Regions from separate parts of the Homo sapiens genome. Here region 1 is linked to region 2. A link is a loop called in an ENCODE intact Hi-C map of the cell type or tissue named here. Cell type or tissue: CD4-positive, alpha-beta T cell. All regions are shown on one strand. Each heading gives the region's core, and the rest is flanking DNA. Links, peaks and the distances in the headings are about the cores only. Region 1 has its middle 61 kb from the start of MIR4453. Region 2 overlaps FBXW7 (F-box and WD repeat domain containing 7).

Region 1 (2,826 bases), core at 89-2,588, 110 kb after region 2:
TATGTTAGGAATATTTATCATGTGAGGCAGCCATAAGGTTTTAAAACATATGTGTTGGTTTTTCTTGATTATTGAAGTAAATCATGTTCAAGAAAGAAATGTTGAAAAATAAGAAATCTTGAAAAAAATCATTCTTAATTCAGTCATTCAGATAACCATTCTAACATTGTAGTGTACTTTGTACCATTTTTTTTTACACTATTGGCATTATAACATGAAATCAGTTTGCCCTTCTGCTTTCTTATGTAAAATTATCTTGTACATGCTGGACATTTAGTTGCTCCTTTTTGTGATTATAAATAATGTTCCAGTGAATATTCTTCTATGCAATGTTTAGTCTATATCTCTGATTATTTCTTTAAGGCAGATTTCAGGAGGTAGGATTTCTAGATCAAAAGACGTAAATAAATAAATAAACAGTGTAGCATTTAAACAAAGATTTTCTGGGTTCATTGGAAAACACACTGCTGGGCTTACTGGTTGTATACCGCTGTTTCTGGGTAAGAAAAAACACTGCCATCAGCTTTCCTCATACCAACTCTTCTTAACACTAAGGTAGCTGGTTTGATGCTTTCTCTAGTGGGGAGACGATGGGATGAAGGGACCCATGCTGTCCAGCTTCCTCTTGTTCCTTCTGATCTTCTTCCTCACATCTCTACCCTGTTCTGTGCCCTGGATGCTGATCTTTGTGAAATACATTAACGGGCTCCCTTTGCTGATGCAGCTCAGTCAGTTTCAACCAACGGGAGACTCTGGCTGTGGATTGGAGGGTGGGAGGATGAAGAAAAAGGGACTTTATTCCTCAGGTGCTCCCTGAAGAATTGTTGTGGGTTGTCTGCATCTTTTTCTTTTCTTATCTGCATTTTTTTGGTGTCATGAAATATACATAATATTTAACATCTTAACCGTTTTTAGATGTACAAATCACAATGTCAAGCAACCATCACTACTACCCATTTCCCAAACCTTTCATCATCCCCAATAGAAATCCATACCCACTAAACAATAACTGCCCATTATCCACCCTCCTCCCAGCTCCCGGTAACCTTTATTCTATTTTCTGTGTCTATGAATTTGACTTTTCTGCGTACCTCATATAAGTGGGGAATCATATAACATTTGTCCTTTTACGTCTGGCTTATTTCATTTAGCATAATGTTTTCAAGGTTTAACCATGTTGTCATATACAGGAGGATTTCCTTCCTTTTTAAGGCCGAATAATATATTATTGTATGTATATATGCCACATTTTGTTTCTCCATTCATCTATTGATGGATTTGGGTTGTTTCCACCTTTTGGCTATTGTGAATGATGCTGCTATAAATGTTGATGTACAATGCCTGCATCCTTTTACGAGGCCAGAAATCCTGCCAGGTGGCCCTGTCCATTCAGCTACCCTGTGTTTGTTCCAATAACTGCTCCTTTTCCTTGGCCCTTTGGGCCTAAAGCGGTGGTGGCCCCCTACTGTTTCTTATCCTGGAAGATGGCATCATCCCTTGTGGGTTTCTCTACACCCTATCCATGACTTTGTACGTCTTCTCTATTAATTTCTTCAAATTACCCAGTTTGAGTATGCCATCTATTCTCTGCCAGGATTCTGACTTTCACAGAAATTTTGCTGTAAACTGTCTTCACTTTAGACCTCTCAAGATGTACCTGAGTATATGGCCAATGCATCCCATCAGTAGATCCTGACAAACATCTGGAACTTCAAAATAATACCAATGCTCAGGCCTCTTTCCACTGCCATTGATTCAAAATATCTAGTGCTACGACCTGGAAAATTTTCATTATAAAGATGTTTCTCAGCGATTCTAATGCTGGGAAGTTCTAACATGAGTCCCTGCCATTTCAACTCTTGTTGCAGCCCTGACCTGAGACGTAGTTCTAGGTCTATTTTAAGAACTTAGGCCAATTATCCTAAGTGAATTAATGCAGAAACAGAAAACCGAATACCCCATGTTTTTGCTTATAAGTGGGAGCTAAACATGGACACGAAGATGGAAACAATAAACACTGGAGATTCCAAAAGCCAGGAGGGAGTGAGAGGGATAAGAGTTAAAAAACCACCTATCGGTTACCACGTTCACTGCTTGAGCAATGGGATCATTAGAAGCCCAAACTTCAGCATCCCCATGTAACAAACCTGCACATGTGCCTCCTGAATCTAAAATTAAAAAATGAAAATGCCCGGCTGCAGTGGCTCACGCCTGTAATCCCAGCACTTTGGGAGGCCGAGGCAAGCAGATCACTTGAGGTCAGGAGTTCAAGATGGCCAACATGGTGGAACTTCATCTCTACTAAAAATACAAAATTAATTAATTAATTAATTAAAATATAAAAGAAGAATTTAGGCCAGCATTTCTGAACTAAAATAGTCAAGGTGAAAGTATTTGAAAATTAATCACACTTTATTCACATGCACATTCTAAATTCACTTTGTTTCATATGGGGTTGTCTTCAAAATGATCAAGCTGTTAGGAAGAACAAAGAATTACTTTCATACCTGGAGATTGTCTTCTAAGCTGCCAAAATCTTGTCCATTGTTCTCTAGGCACCGTCTTACTGTGTACCAGATTTTTTATGATTATGATTCTATGGTAGCAGTAAAGTGCTAAGTCTGAGGAGATACCAGCATGCAACCTACATACTTCTAAAGGTTGCTTAACTAACAATACTTCTTGTGCATATCTCCCAAGGTGTACAAATACAGCTGTCCTGAAGTAGAATGTCAAAAGCCACACTAGATAGCATTTCCATTCCTTTCTGGCAAACTGGCTGCAAATTTGAATAGTATTCAGAGATGAGTGGGGAGCTGAAAGGCG
Region 2 (2,826 bases), core at 203-2,702:
CAACTTACATGTGGCACATTATTCATATAAAATAAATCCACTCACATGGTAATTTTTTAAATTATTAAATGCTCAGACACAAATTTTCCTCAGAACACAACATTTATGCAAAGGAATATATAGAATGGGTACGGTAGCTCATGCCTGTAATCCCAGCACTTTGGGAGGCCAAGGTGGGTGGATCACCTGAGGTCAGGAGTTCGAGACCAGCCTGGCCAACATGGCGAAACCCTGTCTCTACTAAAAATACAAAAATTAACCAGCCATGGTGGCAAGCACCTGTAATCCCAGCTACTTGGGAAGCTGAGGCAGGAGAATCACTTGAACCTGGGAGACAGAAGCTGCAGTGAGCTGAGATCGCGCCACTGCACTCTAGTGTGGGTGACAGAGCGAGACTCTGTCTCAAAAAAAAAAAAAAAAAGTATAAAGCCCAATTAAATGGATGAAGAAAAGAAAACATGAATTCTAGTTAACAAAATTAAACATAGTAATGACAACAAAAATACCAAAAAGACTGGGAAACTATAAGAGCTAAGACCAACATTCTAAATATCTAGAGAAAGGAAGATTTTTGTATTAGTAAAAATAACTTTTTAAAAAAGAGTAAAAGAAAAACATATATAACATAAAACAACAGTAAATACAACATATCAGTTAGATTAAACATACTAGTTATGTCAAGATAAGTAAATAGGCTTAACCTTCCTATTAGAAAAAGTTTCAAATTGCCTATGTGAAAAATATAATTAAAATAACTATAAGCATAGCGATCTGACTATATACCTTCACTGGGCTATACGCTATAAATAAAAAACTGCATAGAAATCTTAAACTTTATTGAGATTATTATTAGTAGTGGTATTGCTATAGTAATTCCAATGTTATATCATGTATAAGACAGAGCAAATGAATAAACATATATTGATGTTATTGGTAAACTGGATCTTCATTATGGAAGAGGAATATGAAACAAGGAAAGAAAAGAACCTTGGTGTCACTAGGAATTCAAATATCACTAGTTTTTAAAAGTATATTTTCTTATTCTGTCTAATGAAAAGAACCAATAGAAGCAATGACACCCAGTAATGCATCCATGATGTTGGCTTCCAAATACCATTCCCCACTAAGAGAAACAAGAACTTTTGGTAAAATAGCCAAGTCCAGGTCTGGGGTAAGAAAACCATAAGGTAAGGAGAGAATGTTTTGTTGTGCCACAAAGCAAACTGGTGCTATAAAAATGAGGGGGCATGTCAAAGAAACAGAAACCAGACTGATTGAGTTCTCGCTGGCTAAATTTTAACAATTTGAGTCACCAAAGGATACACAGTCATGCGTCACATAACCACAGGGATATCTTCTGAGAAATGTGTTTGTTAGGCTATTCCCTCACTGTGCTAACATCACAGAGTGTATTTACACAAGCCTACACGGTATAGCCCATTGCTCCTAGGCTACAAACCTGTATACCATATTACTGTACTGAATACTGCCTGGTAACTGTAACATGGTGCGTCTGAGAATATCTAGACATAGAAAAGGTACAGTAAAAATACAGTATAAAAGATTTTTTAAAATCATATGCCTATATAGGGCACTTACTATGAATGGAGCTTACAGGACTGGAAGCTGCTCTGGGTGAGTTAATGATTGAGTGAAGAGTGAATGTGAAGGCCTAGGTCGTTACTGCACACGGCTGTAGGCTTTGTAAATATACACTCAAACCACACTACATCTATTTTTAAACATTTTCTTTCTTCAATAATAAACCTTAGCTCATATAAACTTTTTAGTTTTTAAACTTTTCTGACTTTTGTAATAACATTTAGCGTAAAACTAACATATTGTACAGCTGCACAAAAATATTTTCTTTCCTTTTATCTTTATTTTACAAGCCTTTTCTATTTTAAAAAATTCCTGTTTTACTTTTAAAACTGTTTTGCTAAAACCTAAGACACAAACAAACACATTAGACTAGCCCTACACAGGGTCAGGATCATCAGTATCACTGTCTTCCACCTCCACATACTGTCTCACTGGAAGGTCTTCAGGGACAATAACATGCACAGAGCTGTCATCTCCTATAATAACAATGTCTCTGGAGTACGTCCTGAAGGAACTGCCTGAGGCTGTTTTGCAGTTAACTTTTTTTTTTAATAAGTAGAAGTACATTCAAAATAACAACAAAAAGTATAGCATAGTAAATACATAAACCGTTAACATAGCTGTTTATTATTATTATCAAGTATTATGTACTGTACACAATTATATGTGCTATACTTTTAGACTGGCAGCACAGTAGATTTGACTTACACTAACATCACTACAAACATGTAATATGTTGGTTGTGACGTTAGTCCTAACATGTTATAACAGCTACAACGTCACTATGCGATAGAAATTTTTCAGCTCCATTATAATCTCATGGGATCAATGTCGTATATGCAGTGCATGACTACATAACAATAATGGATTTTAGTTCACCGAATTAATGAAGAAACCATGAGCCCTTAGTGAAAGGACAGAAACTCCTTTACAGAAAGAAGAATGCCAGCTAATAAATGTGGAAAGAATAATAGATGTAGAAAATCATTTTGCAAGCATCAATGTAACCAATAATTCAGGCATAAATCAATAATGGATGTTAAAAACACTGGGTGAAAGGCTGTTGAGAAACAATGTTTACTCAGTCTCAAGGCATTACCCCACAGATTAATGATTAATTATCAAGGGGAAAAGGATACTTTTACAATAGAGAAATCAGGTCACACCACCTTAACCAAGTAATCAAACTAAACATCATAAATAATGGACCAAACTAATAATTCA

What was found. Hi-C counts contacts between places; a loop is a spot of excess contacts. Peaks named below come from ENCODE experiments on the same cell type or tissue, not always from the same donor. Only the 100,000 strongest peaks of a DNase experiment are listed, where the experiment ranks them.
Region 1: it touches region 2 in a loop (13-fold over the local background); 1 of 110 quality-filtered maps calls a loop at or near these places.

What each region holds. Positions count from the first base shown.
Region 1 is chr4:152,596,009-152,598,834 of GRCh38, forward strand. No RefSeq gene overlaps it. Among named protein-coding and RNA genes, the nearest start is that of MIR4453, 61 kb to the left of the region's middle. In CD4-positive, alpha-beta T cell, for the core only: no CTCF peak of the experiment used is centred there; no DNase peak of the experiment used is centred there.
Region 2 is chr4:152,484,558-152,487,383 of GRCh38, forward strand. All of the region lies in intron 2 of FBXW7 (F-box and WD repeat domain containing 7), which reads right to left. Among named protein-coding and RNA genes, the nearest start is that of MIR3140, 3.4 kb to the right of the region's middle. RefSeq lists an enhancer at 1,419-1,688. In CD4-positive, alpha-beta T cell, for the core only: no CTCF peak of the experiment used is centred there; a DNase peak (open chromatin) is centred at 1,334.